Linked DNA regions of Mus musculus: region 2 is linked to region 1. Evidence: chromatin loops called from intact Hi-C (ENCODE). Cell type or tissue: heart. All regions are shown on one strand. Links, peaks and the distances in the headings refer to the core of each region. The heading gives the core; the rest is flanking DNA. Region 1 overlaps Atf7ip (activating transcription factor 7 interacting protein). Region 2 has its middle 6.4 kb from the start of E330021D16Rik.

Evidence for each region. A loop is a pair of places that touch in the nucleus more often than their neighbours do. Peaks named below come from ENCODE experiments on the same cell type or tissue, not always from the same donor. Only the 100,000 strongest peaks of a DNase experiment are listed, where the experiment ranks them.
Region 2: a loop joins it to region 1, with 3 times the contacts of the local background. A loop is called at or near these places in 8 of 42 quality-filtered maps.

Annotation. Positions count from the first base shown.
Region 1 is chr6:136,604,095-136,612,429 of GRCm38, forward strand. It overlaps Atf7ip (activating transcription factor 7 interacting protein), which reads left to right. Exons shown (of 15, transcript NM_019426.2): 14 at 1,288-1,400; 15 at 2,380-3,285. The coding sequence ends at 2,799. It overlaps Plbd1 (phospholipase B domain containing 1), which reads right to left. Exons shown (of 11, transcript NM_025806.2): 11 at 7,977-8,254. The coding sequence ends at 8,084. Among named protein-coding and RNA genes, the nearest start is that of Gm40409, 22 kb to the right of the region's middle. In heart, for the core only: no CTCF peak of the experiment used is centred there; no DNase peak of the experiment used is centred there.
Region 2 is chr6:136,417,843-136,426,177 of GRCm38, forward strand. It overlaps a transcript of E330021D16Rik not described here. Among named protein-coding and RNA genes, the nearest start is that of E330021D16Rik, 6.4 kb to the left of the region's middle. In heart, for the core only: CTCF peaks have their summits at 3,405 (motif pointing left) and 4,704 (motif pointing right); no DNase peak of the experiment used is centred there; H3K27ac peaks cover 1,297 bases.

The DNA.
Region 1 (8,335 bases), core at 214-8,213:
TATCATAGAGTACATGGCTTAATCACAGAGTATAGCATAGAAAAACAAGGTATATAAAATGTAAAGAAGTATAATAAAAGTGAAACACAAGTGACCTTTGCCACGTTAGAAAGTACAATTTTATTACTCTTCTGTCTGTCTGTCCCTCTGCCATCCTCTCTTAATTGACATCAGTGTAGGAGTCACTTACATATGCTCATCTCACATGCATATAAACATAGAATGCTAAATGTATAGTAATGTAAACAAAGCTAATGTATAGCTGTGAATATCTATTTATAAAATAACAAATATAGCTGTCTAACAAAACTATAATTCCATTATTAATTCTTCTAAGGGAAATTAAACCAAATGGCATCTTTGGATCATAGTCTGGTTTAAGTTTCTCAAGTTTGTAAGGATTTTCTCTAGGCTGTTGTGTGATTGGGTCATGAATGAGTTCTAGAGCAGTCCTGGCACTTAGTGTGGGTCGCATACAGAATGTCTGACCAGTGTGATTGGGACAGTGGATGGCACGGCTCTAAAGTCTGTACTCGGTTGAACTTTGTGATGTCACTGCAGTCTTCCTGGGCATGGAGTGTCCTTAGCTGCTTAGCAGTATAAAGAGAAAAAGTGGGAGCCCCACTAACATAGGACTGGTGGCTTTAAAAAAACAGATTTGTTAATGTGTGTGTCTGTGTGTGTGTGTGTGTCTGTGTGTCTGTGTGTGTCTGTGTGTGTCTGTCTGTGTGTGTGTGTGTGTCTGTGACTGCACAGGCCAGAAAAGGATGTCCCGCTCCGCTCCATGGAGCAGGAGTTGCAGGCAGTTGTGAGCTGGCTGATGTGGGTGCAGGGAACCAAGCTCAGGGCCTTATGCAAGGGCAGTATGCGCTCCTCACTGCTGAGCTTTGCCCCAAGGACAGACTGCTTTGGTAAGGAGCGTCTGTCTGCAGATCCTTGGAGCCATTGGCTCCATCCGGTTTAGCTGCTGTCCACCTTGGAGGGCAGGGCCGTTGGTGTGGGGTTTTATTTCTAGTCGTCCTCAGGATGATCTCTGTCTGTGCTGTCCTTGGGTGTCATTGTCATGTCTTCCTGCTTCTTGGTTCCTTCCCATTGCTGCATACAGCCTGCAGTGCCACTGCGGTAGTGTCTGTGAGAGGTTTGGGTTTTTGAGTTCTTTATCTGATGTAGACTTTTCAGTTGGAATTGCTCATCTTGAAATTTTTTTAAATTTTTTTTTACTGTTTATAATGACCGAACACAAATTTATAGTAGAATTTTCATGTTTCCCTCAATTTTCTTTTGCAGGTGTTACAGTTCGAGTGCCTCAGACAACCACATATGTTGTAAACAATGGACTGACTCTAGGCTCAGCAGGGCCTCAGCTCACGGTGCATCACAGGCCCCCACAAGTGCACAATGTAAGTATCAGTGCTTGCCTTCTGGACCTCCTCAGTCACTAAGCTGCTAGAGCATTCCAGCTGTCTTCCTTTCCTTCCCTCCTCCCTCTCTCCACCCCTCCTTTTCTTTCAACAGGGTTTCTCTCTGTAGCCTTGGCTATCTTGGAACTCACTCTTTAGACCAGGCTGACATTGACCCTGGAAATCATAGAGACCCACCTGCCTCTGCCTCCCAAGTGCTGGGATGAAAGGCCTTAGTCACCATTGCCTGGCTACCACTTCCTTTTTTAAAGTAATGTTATCAAAGGAAGGAGAGAGCTCTTCTTCCCTCTAGTAGAGGGTCATTGTAGACAACTCGATCTTATCTTGGGGAAACAGTACCGGATCGAGGACTGATGCTCACTCTGACCGACAGGGTGATGGCCCAGGCTTCTGAGGTGACAGACAGTGCCCCAAACTCAGGTGTAAATCCCTCGAGTTATGACTTTGTATTTCTTAAAATCTAACTGCTGTGTTGTCATTAGTTTATCTTAAATGATGCACTGGCATTTGGAATGGATTTTGTTACAAAAGAACAGAAAATAAAGTATTTCCCTCTAAATTTAGCCTTAAACAAAGTCATACTGTCCTGTGAGAGGATTATAACTGGTTTTAGGAGTACTTTAGCACATAGGTGAACATACATAGGATGTATAAGAACAAGTGCCGCTCTCAGAGAGGTGAGCTAGGAGGGCCGAGAGTTCTCCGTGGCTGTTCATTGTGTCTCTAGAATGCTGATATCCTTGTCCTCACAGGGTACTCTTAAGGCTGTTGCTGAAGGACTTTATAGGCTTTCCTGCCTGTTTGGAAGCTGACATTCAGAGGTTGAGTAGCCAACCCAAGGCTGTGTGTGCTGTCTGCGAGCCCACACTCCCCAGTGCTTATAGCTATGTATTCACTAAGGTATCTTCTGAAATTGTTCTGTAATTGCTAGAAACCAATCCATCTCTTCTTCTGTTAGGAGCCCCCACGCCCTCTGCATCCAGCGCCCTTACCAGAAGCCCCACAGCCCCAGCGTCTGCCCCCGGAAGCTGCCAGCACTTCTCTGCCTCAGAAACCACACTTGAAGTTAGCACGAGTTCAGAGTCAGAATGGCATTGTTCTGTCGTGGAGCGTCCTGGAAGTGGACCGAAGCTGTGCTACTGTTGACAGCTACCATCTCTATGCTTACCACGAGGAGCCCAGTGCCACCGTGCCCTCACAGTGGAAGAAGATCGGGGAAGTCAAGGCCCTGCCCTTGCCCATGGCTTGCACTCTCACGCAGTTTGTGTCTGGCAGCAAGTACTACTTTGCAGTGCGCGCCAAGGACATTTATGGCCGCTTTGGGCCTTTCTGTGACCCACAGTCCACGGACGTGATCTCTTCCTCCCAGAACAGTTAGACCTTGGAGTCGTTTAGCTTCTACTTTTGAAAGTTTCACATCTTGGGCTTGTTTTTAATCTTGTGCATGAAATCCACTGTAAAAATCCACCTTGTGCAAGATCTCCCGGACATGTGACTGTATACACTACGTTTGTTTATAACCGGAAGCAAAATAAATTCAGCCCATAAAGCAAGCCTTCCCTGAACAATTCAAACTTCGGGGTTTTGAAATGTATATTTATTCCTTGCTTTTTGGTTTTGAGTTTTGAAACTGGGGAATATGTATGGGTGTTTGTGTGTTTTCTTCTTTTGTTTTGAATTTTTAAATTTCTAGTTGTGTGTGTATCACAGTGCGATCTCCTGTTTTCCTCTCAAATTTACCTCTCTTCCAGAAGGAAGTATATTGCTGAGCGAATCTGAGGTGCAGAGCAGGTGTGATTCTGCCTCCAGAGGAGGCTAGAAGGTCAAAGAATCTAAATAAAACCCGAAGGAAGGAAGGAAGGAAGGAAGGAAGGAAGGAAGGAAAGAAGGAAGGAAGGAAGGAAGGAAGGAAGGAAGGAAGGAAGGAAGGAAGGAAGGAAGGAAGGAAGGAAGGAAGGAAGGAAGGAAGGGAAAGAAAAGTATTTAGCTTAAAGTAGATGAATTGGAGCAGAGGAGATATTCCCTCTGTGTATTCTTTGATTTCTTCTGAGTTGCTGACGAGGTGAACAGTGGCCTCACCCCGAGTTCCTAATCTGGCTTCTCCTTTTGTGTTTGTGCCTTAACAGAATCCACAGACCACGTCCATTGTGGTAAATTCCTCTTTCAGCTTCTATTGGGTCTTCATTGCCACCAAAAACCCCACACCCTTTAAGCATTTTAGAAGCAAACTGTGAACATGTGTTCTCTTCCTCCGTGACATCTCTCAGTAAGTTGTGACTTACTGTTATGTTTTAAGAACATATTTTTATTTTTGCCCATCTTTTAACTCTGCATAAAATAGGCCATATTGTTTAAGAACAATTTTCTTTAAGCCTGTTTAATAGCCATGTTACATTGCTAAAGAATCGGAAGGGAGTCCTGGTTCATCTCAGCACTCATGGGATAGAGTCCTTTCAAAGGCAGTGCACGTCAGACTCCATGAAAGACCGGGGCGAAGCACAGTCTCCTCAGATTCTCAGGAGGTCGTTCCTGCTTTAGTCTGAACGGTTTCGGTGGTGCCAAGTGGACTCTGATTTCATCAGCTCTGGGTAGAGCCTAAACGCTATCCTCTGGGTCATTCCACACTGCAGGTAGATCTGCTTGCTTTACTAGTTCTTATTCCTTCAAAATGTTAGCAGACTCAGGCTCAGCCTTGCATTTCCAAGGCATGGCAGCTGCAGGGAATCGAATCAGGCAGGTGTTTTCGAGACCTGAGGAGAGGGCCAAGTGTTTAGGGATGAGTGAGGCCTCTGGAGTCTGAAGGCACTGGTGAGCTGTCTTCCCTTACGGTATTTTACGTCCTTGCAAAGTCTACCTTTGCAAGCTGCACCAGCCGTTTTGTTCACTTGTCCTGGTATTAAAAGCAGGAGCTCCGTTCCCTGTGTGCATTTGCCTCTATGATGGCTTGGCTTACAGAAGGAATCGTTGAGTTATAAAGAAATTGTCTTTGCTGACTTCACGGGGTGGTGTTCTGTCATCTTCGGCGTGAACTTTGGTTAATGAAGGAAGCCTGCAGCTGGCAGGTGTAATTGCTCCTGTCACTCTGAGAAAGAGGAGAGCACGCGAGACCCACTTCCCACAAGTTGAGCTTGGGGAGCAGTCATGCAGCTAGGACCTCACGGGCATGGGAAACGGTTGCCCAGGTCACTGCAAAGGGTTTGGAAAGGAAGAAATGATTTCTAACTGTACATGAGCACCTCTGTACCAGGAGTGTTTCTGTCATGTGGGTACAGTGTTGGTCTTCTTTTCAGCATCATTCCTGTCTCTAATAGAAAGTGCATATTCAAAATGGTCTTCACCAGTGGGTCTGCTCACTCGCTACTGAAAGTCTCTCTAGATGAATATGTTTGTTTATAGTCAGTAATTATTTTATATTTACTAGTTCTTTTTTAAAAAGTTTTCCTAGTGTTAATATAATCATGTGAAGAAAGCCCAATGGAATTCATATTATTTTATTGTTTTGGCTTTTACTTGGGTGTTTTTTTGTCAAAGGAAAAAAAAAAAATCCCAAATAGTGGCTCTAGATGTAGATTTACTGTAGAAAGTAATTACGGAAACCTGTTTATTCCAGATTGGAAAGAAGGTATAGACAGAAACGAGTTGGGAAGAGGAAATGCACTTGTGGATCGGCTCCTCAGCTCACCGAGCAGGACGCGTGCCTCGGGCAGCAGTGGTGCTGGCTTCCCGGAGTGTGCGCCGCTTACACGAGGCAGAATGTGGGTGCTGAGGGGCCTTGGCTTTTTCTTTGGCTGTCTGTGGGGAGAGTGGGGGACAGTTTCCACCCTGGGATCTCTTCTCAAAGTGTTATAAAGAAGCTCCATTGTCCCATTTTGGGGGATTCAAGTTTGCTACATTTTTTAGCCTGACAATACTGGTAAGTGTTGTCTTAGTGGGAGTCCTGGAAACTTCTGGAATCTGTAGATGAAGCGACAGATGCTTCTCGAGTAACTAGCAGTGACAGCTGTCTGTCACTCCCTCATTTGCACTTTGTCTGAGTACTTTTCACCCTGTTTTAAGTGTGAGTAAGCCTCTTTATGTTCTGGCGAATGGCATACAGAAGCAGCTTGTTGTAGCAGTTCACTTTACACGGTGGCTCTGTCCCTGGCTCCAGGCTCCAGTCCATCCTTCTACATCTGCAGAGTGCTTTCTGTACTGTGTGATGCAGTATGACTTTATGAAAGGAACAGAGCTTTCTTCCTTGGAAATACCTGTTGGGATAGCATTTGCCTCACAGAGCAGTGTTCCCCCCCCCCCCACCTATGCCAGATAAAGGATACTTTTGCAAGCGTGAGGCATCTCTTCAGAGCTCTCTTCCAGTGTTGGACAGGTGTTCTGGGGGCTTGCTCCAATCGCTTTAAATATCCTCCCAGTTGCCACTTAGTGTGACATGGCAGGGATGCCCATTTCTTCCCTGGTGTCTCCCAGTACTGTCTGATTTAGAATGCTCTGTGTGGCATCCTCTCTTGACAGGCTGTGATTTCACCCCGTAGGTACCACAAAGAAAGCCTTTCAAGTGTTCTCCTGACTCCGTAGGCCATTTCCGTATCCTCAATATGGTCAAATTTTCCCACTTCCCAGTGATTGGGTGGCCTGGTTGGCTCTCATGGAACTACACATGTCCTTGTGCTATAGGCAATAACTGTGTAATCATGTGTGAGTCTGTCTTCCTTAATCATTTTCAGGGCAAATGGCTTTAAAAAAATATTTAAGGGACACATAAAGATTAGAGCAATTATGAGGGGTTTGTTGGAGCAGGAGACTAATTTGTAAAACTCATCGCCTTGAGTCAGCAGAGAGGGAGGAGGTGAAGTCACTGCTCCCATCTGCCAATGACTGTCATGTTTGAGCTTTTGTTTTGTGTTTTCTATGTTAGCCTTACTCTGAATACCTACCTATCATTTAAATATTTAAATGTATTTTCTCTCCCTTCTTCTTTTTGTAAATAAGGGAACAAAGCAATCAAACACCTTCTGGGGGATCCTAGCTTGAGGATTTTATCAACCATTTCAAATGTAAATGTGAAAATCAGTCCCTGTAGGAAACTCGCATCCGAATTTCTGTTTGTTGCAGTTGAAAATGTAAATAAGATGCTGTAAGACCCTCCTTAAGGTCTAATGCTAACTGGGCAGTAGCAGGTTGGTTGCCCTATTTTTATTAGGTTTTGAAGGTTTTCATTTTCTTTCTTTCCTAAATGTACAGTAGAATGGTGTCCGTGTGTAAGTGTCGACTGTAGTGGGGTTTGTCCAGCAAGCCTGAACTTTATACTTTGAAATAAATGACTGAGTTTTTAACATTCTGAGTACCCTGACTCATTCCAAGAGTTCTCAGTCCTTGTGTTTCTTTAAAAACTCCCACTTCCATCACAAAAACCCCTTGCTCCCTGTTCAGTGCCTTGTTCAGCAGTTCCCTCCCTGGTACTCCACCCAGATGTTGTGCCCTGGCTTTGGGAAAGTAGGAGTTACACAGAACTGCTACTTGGTTAGATACGGTGTTTTCAACTAGTGAGAGAGAACAGCATGTCTAACCTGCTGCCCATTAACAACCAGGAAGGATCCTTCCCCTGTTAGCAGCAGGGGAAGGAGAAAGACCGCGGGAAATGCAGGTGTCTCTAACAGGCCTTCGTCCTGCCTCCAGCTCCACTTGAACTTGGTTCTAGCTTGAACTGTGATTGATGTTTGCAGGCCTAAAAGGAGAACAGTGAACTGAGACAGGGTTTCTGTATCCTTCTGTGTATTTGTTTCATACATGTTTATTCTGTAGCTTTCTACCCTTCAGGAAATGTTTGCTGTTAAACAACTCTATGGAAAATGGATGTGTGTAGGGCGATGGACCATGCCAGGAAACTTGGTAAGGTTGCGTGGGTTCTGAGACCCAGGTACCCATCTGCGGATTGTAGGCATCTCCCTGCTCCCTGCCATATTCCTGGCCTGGAACACATGACCACGCTCCCCACAGTGGTCTTGTAGATCAGAACAGAGTTCTCCATGCTAATGAAATAGCTGGATGGGCCCTGGGCGTTTAGCCAATTAGCTTCCCTTCTCAGACATTCCTTCCTGCAAAAGGTACCTAATCTCTGGTCCATCCTGAGGAAGTGGTGTTTTCCATGATGAACAGTCAATAAACAATTTGAAACCAAGGACTGACTCATCAAGAACTCCCATGGGCAGCAAGGAGACAGGCTTCATCTACAGAGCCTCGCTGTCCAAGTCTCTGGCAGAAGGCCCCTTCAGCTCCCTGACTCACTGCTGCTAGGCTAGAGTTCCCCCATTCATTCCCCAGCGCCCATGGGCCCCCAACTCCCCGTGACTGCTAATGGCATCTGGATGTCCAGTTTAGGAGCCCCTGGCCCAGGGCTCCTCAGGAGTCAGGGAGCTGCAGCCCCAGCCTATGTCGTGTCTCACTTGGGCTGAGGCCCCATCCAAGGCTGCGTTCTTCCACCTCGAGTGGTGAATCGGCACTTGGCATTTCGCCCGACCAAGCGGCATTCCCAGCAAGGCTAAACGCAGGACCACAGATGGGAATTTAATATTTTTTATTAAGAGTACAGATGGGAAAATACAGCTAAGAGTGCCTTTGGTGTCCTATTCGCAGCTTTCTGTCATCTCTATGTCTCACTTTTTGTCCTATGACAAAATTGGTTTCATGGTAACAAAATTAAAGTCAAAGACTTCTGGCATCCCCCGATGGAGCGTGTCATTGAACCGATTCCAGTTAAAAGGCGGGAGTCCATCTTGTACCGTGGGACCACTAATGGCATAGGCTTTATACTGAGATGCAAGAAAGATGTCTGCCACCTGGAAAAAGAGAGGAAAACATTTGAGAAGACCATCTAAAATTTGACTGTGTAATCTTCATTCGCCCTTCTTAAGGTGGAG
Region 2 (8,335 bases), core at 80-8,079, 190 kb before region 1:
GAGTTTTATTCGAGGTGTGATTATTGCCAATTGACAACAGAATAAGAGATAGCGGGGGCCGAGGGGGGTGGGGGAAAGAAAAAAGAAAACAGAATTGAATGCCCTGTTATGTGGGGCCTCAACCTGTCAGGTCCTAAAGAAACCCTGAAGGAGGCTAACACTCCTGTGAGCTCCCTGAGGCTCCGCCCAGAACTTCTCAACCCCGCCCCCAACAATGCTGGGCTTATGGGCATGTCCTGCCTGCTCTATTCATACAGCACTGAGAATGGAACCCCAGGACTGTGCCTGCTATGAAAGCACCGTGCCAACTGAGCTACATCCCCAGCCACACCCCAGAGGGAGCAGGAGTTAGATTCCTGACAAGCAGATAGATAAGAAGAGGGGCCAGAAATAGATAAAAAAAAAAAGATGGGGGTTTAACAGTTTCTTCTCATACTTCTGACTGGAGACAAAGATCTAAATGTCCGGTGGGCCTTTTCTCCTATCACTAGGGTTCCCCTGCCACTGAGATTGGAGACTCGAGGAGTTGAAATGAACACTTATTTTATCACGAGGGGGAGGCCGGGGTGGAATTCCGTGGCACAGAGCGTCAAATGCATGTATTTTAAAGGCTTGGCTCCTGGGGGGTGGTACTGGAAGATGGGGAGCCTTTAAGAGAAAGCTTATTAGGTCACAGAGGGCATGCTCTAGAAGAGGATTGTGGGACCAGTCACTTCTCTTTCTCTTACCCTTCCTGGCTCACAAGAAGCTTCCTCTGCCATGCATCTCCAGCATACAGTGCCTTGGTGAAAGAAAAAGAGGACGTGCCCGCTCCAAGGAACGCCTAGGAGGAGGGGTTTCATGTAGATAAGAGGGAGAACAGCCAGAGGCATTTGCAAGAGTCCAGACTGAAGCAGGCCTTGAGGGGAAAGAGAGAGAGAGGAGAGAGATAGAGAGAGAAGAGAGAGAGGAGAGAGAGAGAGAGAGAGAGGGAGAGAGAGAGAGAGAGAGAGAGAGAGAGAGAGAGAGAGAGAGAGAGAGAGAGAGAAAAGAGAAGAGAGAAGAGAGAGAGGAAAAAGAGAGAGAGAAGAGAGAGGAGAGAGAGAGAGAGGAGGGGGGGAGAAGCCAGATGGGAAGAGGGGAGTTTGAGGCCAAGAGAGGCTACGTGAGGACATACCTCAAAAACAGGCAAGAAAGTCAGCGTCGCCATGGGAGGAAAACAGGTCCAAGGGTTGTAGCCTGGGCAGCAGGAGTGACCTGGGGTTTGTTCAGAGCAAAGAGAACGAAGGCGAGGGCTCAGGAAACTTGCACACTCCAGTGCCTTGCCAGCGAGAGCAGTAGCCACCACTCGCATCCTGGCAACCTCCTTTTGGTGCTAAGGAAGTTGCTGGCACTATGGGTGCAATCTCCATTCGCCTTGCATGTTGTCTTTCCCTCTGCCTTGTCATCCTGAGAGGGAGACACGACTCAGTTCCCACTAGAAGACGGCTCCATCTTAAGTGTGCATTATCCTCATGGGATGAGCTGCCTGCAAAACTCCAGTTCCTGGAAAGTGCTGAGCCACGAGTGTAGACTTCTAGGAATGTCCCTCTAGGAATTCTACAGCAGGGCATTCAGAATGTTCCAGAAAAATCTTTAAACCCCCTTAGGTACTTATCTGGGTGTGTTGAACCTTGAAGCAGAGGACAAACACTATCTAAATGATTAACATGGAGAGTGGAGCAGGAATTTGTCCCAGTTTAAAGCAGAAGAAGCAAATACAAAATGAAGGCAGAGGGGCAAGGTTCTACCTTGCTTTTAGTTACCCATTAGACATCTGCCCGGGGCAAGGTCAGCATTTCCTGCAGATGCAGCCCGTGTCCCTGTCAGAACCCCAGTCAGGACAACCATTGTCGAAATGATTACTGCAAGTGCTGGCGAGGGTGCAGAGTCAAAGGAGTTCTCAAACGCTGTGGAAGAGAATGCTGAGACCCATCAGTGAAAGCAATCCGGGGACTCTCAGGGAATAAAAATAGAATGACCATAAGACCAGCAACCCCACTACTATCTCCAAAAGTAATTAAATCAGTTTGCCAGAGCACACCCTGTGTTCACTGAATCATATGTGGGGCTTTTTTTTAAAGATTTTATTTATTTATTTTATGCATATGAGTACACTGTATCTGTACAGATGGTTGTGAGCCTTCACGTGGTTGCTGGGTACTGAACTTGCTCTGGTCAGCCCTGCTCTCTCAGTCCCTGCTTGCACCGGCCCAAAGATTTATTTATTATTGTACATAACTACACTGTAGCTGTCTTCAGATGCACCAGAAGAGGGCATCAGACCTCATTAAGCATGGTGGTGAGCCACCATGTGGTTGCTGGGATTTGAACTCAGGACCTTCAGAAGAGCAGTCAGTGAGTGTTCTTACCCGCTGAGCCATCTCACCAGCCCTCATTGAATCATTGTTAACGACAGAACAATAACAGTAACAATAAAGACAATGAGATGTGCAGGTACCATAAAATCCTCTCCAGTCATACAGTCATAAAAAAAAAAAAATTAAAGGAAGAGGTGGGGCTGGAGAGATGGCTCAGCAGTGACCAGCATTGGCTGCTCTCCTGGAGGACCTATGTCCATTCCTAGCATCCACATGGAGTTGACTACCATCTGTATCTTCATTTAAAGGGAATCCAGCATCCTCCTCTAGTCTCCTCAGGCATGGGCAAAACATTCATACATAAAATAATGATTTAAAAAGAAGATTCAGGGGCTGGAGAGACAGTTCAGTGGTTAACAATAATGATTGCTCTTCCAGAGGTTCAGAGATCAACCTCATGCAACCACATGGTGGCTCACAACCATTTGTAATAGGATCTGATGTCCTCTTATGGTGTGTCTGAAAACAGCTACAGTGTACTCGTATACATAAGGTAAATGAATAGATAATTTTTTTTTAAATCAAAAACAGTGAATGAGGGCAAGAACTCAAACAGAGCAGGAACCTGGAGGCAGGAGCTGATACAGAGGTCATGGAGGGGTGCTGCTTACTGGCTTGTCCAGCCTGCTTTCTCACAGTACCCATAATAGCCTGGGGCCTCTGCCATTAATCACTAATTAAGAAAATTCTCCACAAGCTTGCTTATAGCCAGATCTCATGAAGGCATTTTCTCAGTCAGGGTCTCCTTCTCTCTGATGACTCTAGCTTGTGTGGGGTTAGCATAAAGCCACACCATGCTCCTCAAGACTAGCTCTTGGGACTTGAGCCCACGAGGTCCCTTCTCTTAAAGGTTCTACCTCCTCCCAAAAGCACCACGCTGGAGCCCAATCCTTCAACACCTGGGCATTTAAGGAACACTCTCTATACAACTCTAGCACTATGAGGGAACAGTTATCATCTTCCCCATTGCTGTGGTCTGTGACAGTGCTGATTTCTATGTACAGCGCCCTCTACAGACCTGTGTTTGAATAACTATTGGTCCCCAGCTGCTTAGGGGTACTGCTTTGAGGAGTTGGAAAATCTTTTAAATGGGAGGCCCCCAGGGGCAGTCCTTCAGCTATACCTACCCCCATTCAGGCCTTAGGAGTCTGCTTCTTGTTTGACCAAGATGTAAACAAGCTGCTTCAGGTTCCCATGGCCATGGGCAGAGCCCTCCAGCATCCGTGCCTTCTTCACAGTATGGGCTTCATCCCCTAGACCTGCAAGCCAAAATAAGTCCTTCCTCCCTTCCATTACTTCTTTGGGCCCCTTTTCTCAGGGGGCCTAATGGATACTTAATTACACAGGTCATTATAAAAGGTGACCGTAGGGGGCCACCCTCTAACCGTCTTCATCATCAGTTACTTTTCTGTTGTTGTGATTAAAAAAAAAAAAAAAAAATCACATGGCCAAAAGCAGCTTAAGGAAGAAAGAGTTATTTTAGCTTCCGGTTCCAGGGAATAAAGTCCGTACAGAAGTTGCTGGAAATAGAGATTGACATTTCATCCACACACAGGAAACAGGGAGGCAGAGCAGGAAGTGGAGAGGCTATAAACCCTCAAAGCCCACCCATCCCCCACCCCCAGCGGCATGCCTCCTCCTCCTCCAGCAAGGTCCACATCATCAAGGTTCCAGAACCTTCCCGACCGCACCAGCAGCTAGGGAGCGGGCCTTCTGATTCATGAGCGTATCGGGCATTTCTCATTCCAGTGGGACTGTTATCACATATGGCTCAGGCTCTTAATGACAGAAGTAGGAAGTTTATCGCTTTTCTAGAGAGCAAGCTGATTTAGTAAAAGGCTTTTGATGGAAGATGTGACCTTCATTTGATGGACAGAGCCAGCGTCCTCCTAGGAATGGCACTGACGGAGGAGATGCGCCAGGTCAGATCCCTCCTCTCCTTTTGATCTTGTTTTGATGCTTCCCACCGCCCTCATCTGCCTGGAAGTTAAGGACACGGAAGCTTATAGATGTGCCTCCCATAGGCTAGCCTACGCTCCCAAGGCATAAATTTAGCAGGACAGAGAACAGGGAACACAAGTCCAGAAGGGGGATATGATGACAGTCCAGCTAGTTTACACTACGATGTTAGCACAGCATCCTTACTCTAGCGGGTGGCTGGAACGGTGACAAATAGCTATGAATTTAATGAGGGAAATAGGAAAAAGAGTGCCCATGCCTTTCCAAAATGAAAAGAGTGAAATTTCTCACCTCAGACATAAAGAACTTACTTGATTCTTCCTTGCGTGGTGCAGTGCACAATGCCATCCAGAAGGTGGCAGCATTGGCAAGCCATCTGCCACTTAGAAATCCAAGGTACAAAAACATTTTTCACAGTTATCACTGATAGACAATAAGCTTCCTAGACAGAATAACTTTGAGAGATTCCGTTTGTTTTATTATCTTTTAATTCCGTATATGCATCTGTGTCTGTGTGCGGGTAAGTGTGCGTGAGCACAGCCACCTGCAGAGACTGAAGACCTCGGAGCCTCGGGAGCTGGAGCTCAGAAGGCTGTTGAGCTGCTGGGCTTGGGTGCTGGGAACTGAATCTGGGTCCTCTGGAACAGGAACAAGTCCCCTTAGCCACGGAGCTGTCTTTCCAGCCACCAGAATAACAACTTTTAAGTCACGGATGGTCCTAAGTAAATGACGTGCAGAGCTTACTGTTTAGTAGCTATATATAGTTCTGTGCATTTTAAAGAGTATAAATGCCCCATGTTGCCTGATGATATCATCAAATGCAAATACATAATCTACAAATATAGTAGTGTCAAATGCCTATATGTATTAAAGCTACAAAATATCTCCCATTGTAGATATGTACAAATAATTTATAAACTGCATTCTAACATTGAAGCAAAATATGCTGGCGAACACTTGAGGTCTCAGCAATTGGGAGGTGGAGGCAGGAATGGCAGGAGCTCAAATCCAGCCTCAGTTACATGGTGAGTTTGAAGCAGCCAGGGCACATGATGATGGGCTAATAAGACCATACCAGGTGGAATAACTAGAAACAACTGTTCACAAGCCACATATAAAGCATCATGTTTTGGGAACTCAGGGGATAACTCAGTCAGAAGAGAGCTTGCCCCGCAAGCATGAGGACCTGAATTAGACTCGGAAGCCACAACGAAGATCTGAGAGTGGCAGTGCTTGCTTGTGCGGCCAGCAATAGTGAGGTGGGGATGGGCAGATCTGGGGGCCCAGCAGCTGGCCAGCCTAGCTCACCTGGCAAGCTCCAGACAATGAGGGAATCTGGGCATCACAGATATCACATCAGCTATTGAAAAAGAAAATATCGATTGGCTTCTAAATGTCATTTGTACTTTGTTTACCGTGTGTGCCTGTGTGTGTGTGTGTGTGTGTGTGTGTGTGTGTGTGTGTGCATTGTGGAGGTGAGAGGACAACCTGCAGGAATCGGTTCTCTCCTTCCACCCACGTGGGATCCTGGAATACAGCTCAGGTTGGCAGAGTCAAGCACCTTGACTTGCTGAGCCATCTTGTTAACCCTTAAATGTCCTTTTTTAATAAGACATTTATTTTTATGTAGGTGAGTACACTGTAGCTGTGCAGATGTTTGTGAGTCTTCATGTGGTTGTTGGGAATTGAATTTTTAGGACCTCTGCTCACTCAGATCAACCCTGCTCCCTCAGTCCCTCTTGCACCAGCCCCAAATTTTATTTATTGTTATTCATAAGTCCACTGTAGCTGTCTTCAGACACACCAGAAGAGGGCGTGAGATCTTATTAAGGGTGGTTGTGAGCCACCATGTGGTTGCTGGGAATTGAACTCAGGATTTTCAGAACAGCAGTCAGTGCTCTTACCCACTGAGCTATCTCTCCAGCTCTTAAATGTCATTTTTAAATTGTTTTAATAATATTCAAAATTGTGAAGTTTTTAAAATGTACATAGAGATATTGTCAGTACTGGAGGCCAGCTTTAGCTAAGGACACAGGATAGCACGTAAAATGGGAACACCAAACCACGACAGTGTGAAGGCCTGATTTCTCAGTCTAACTTGGAGACAAGTAATACATGAGAATATGGTTGAATAAGGCACCATGCTGTGTTCCTGCAGGCAGCTTGCCACCTCCACAGAGTCACAGAGGGCTGAGCGGAGACCATGTTTGTGGGGCTGATCACAGTGGAAACATCACCCTGTGGTGATGGGTGATGGAGACAGATGGGCTATAGAGACAGCTCAGCAGATAAATGCAGGATCTGAGCTCAGGTAAAGCCATAGGTCCCAGGGTCAGCCAGCTTGGCATACAAAACAGTGGATCCTGCCTAGAACAAGGTGAAAGGCAAGGACTACATCCAAAGTGGCCGGACCTACACACACACACACACACACACACACACACACACACACACACACACACACACACACAGAGGCAGAAGTGCAGGTTGTAGTATACCCATGAGCATGCATATGGGGAGGAGAGTAGGGAAGGGGGAGAGAAAAGAAAAAACTGGGGAATAACACACTGTACCCCCCAGCCCCCCCGCCGCCCCCATAGTAAATCAGGGGCAATTTTTACTCTGAAAAGATTTTGGGGTGTCTAGAAAAAGATTTGCTTGTCACAACTGCAGCAGTGTTAATGGCGGTAGCTAGTGGTTGAAGCCAGCTAGACAGGAAACGCCCTGGACACACAGAAAGCCTCCCTCTACAAATAAATCCTCTGACATGTGTAGGGTCTCTGTGAGAAACTGCTCTAACAGAAACTGCATCCTTAGGGTGACAGGAATAGGAGGGAAGACGGGGAGAGTGTAGAGTCACAAAGACGGAACAAATTTAAAGATGCCTCACTGAGCAAGAAGAGTTGAGATGTTCTTCCAGATGTGAGAGAGCTGATCATGATCATATTTGCATTGCAGAATGAAAAACAAATGGCGACAGGATGAAAATGGGTTGGGGATGGGCGGGGTTGAGAAAGAAACGTTGTAACAATTCTCTTGGGTTTGTTTCCTTTGGGTTCTTGTCTTAATCACAGCGAATGTGTTCAGGGGAAAATGCATTTCAAGATTGAAAGTGTGGTAGCAGACTTCTCAACCTTCCTAATGCTGCAACCTTCTCCGACCACCAGCGGTGTGAATTACCACACACAGACTTTTATACAGTTTAGAGCTTAGGCCCTTTGCTGGGGCAGTCTCCCAGCTACCATTTAAACTTAACCTCACTCTTCTAGCCTGGGACCTGCCTCATGGCTTGCTCTATACTTCCCTGCTCCCTTCTGGGTCGGCCTCCGAATCTCTTGCTTCAGCTCGCCTCTCCCGGCGACACTCTCTGTCTGGAAATTCCACCTTTGTACTTTCTGTTCCAGCTATTTGCTGTCAGATCTTTATTGTAACCAATCACAGGTGAGACAATGCCTGATACATCTCTAAGGTTGCCTTTAGACAGGTGAAGAAGACACAATAGAAAACCTGGAGATGGGAAGAAGTGACAATACCAAAATCCTGTGGGCACTCAGCTCTCTTCCAGTAGACAATTAAGCATTGAAAATACAAGGGCACACCTTCATACAATTTGAGGAAGGTTGCCCCAATGGTGGCCCAGTAATACAGTTCAGCACGCTGTGCTAAGCCAGCCACCAAATTATTTTTGTTGCTACCTTTATAACTGTAAACTTTGCTACTGTTATGAATCATGATGTAAGTATCTAATATTCTGTATATCTGTTATGTGACCCCTGTGAGAGTCATTCAGCCCCCAAAGGTGTCACGACAGAGGTTGAGAACCACTGGCTAATGGCTTCAAGATTAAATGAAACACCACCACCTACACCTCCGTTCCTACCTCCCCTGCCTCCCTCCCACTAAGCTCACTCCAGCTGCTGCTGCTGCCCACTCTGGCCCAACCTGCTCCTTTATGACTCCCAGACTTCAGCTGCAGT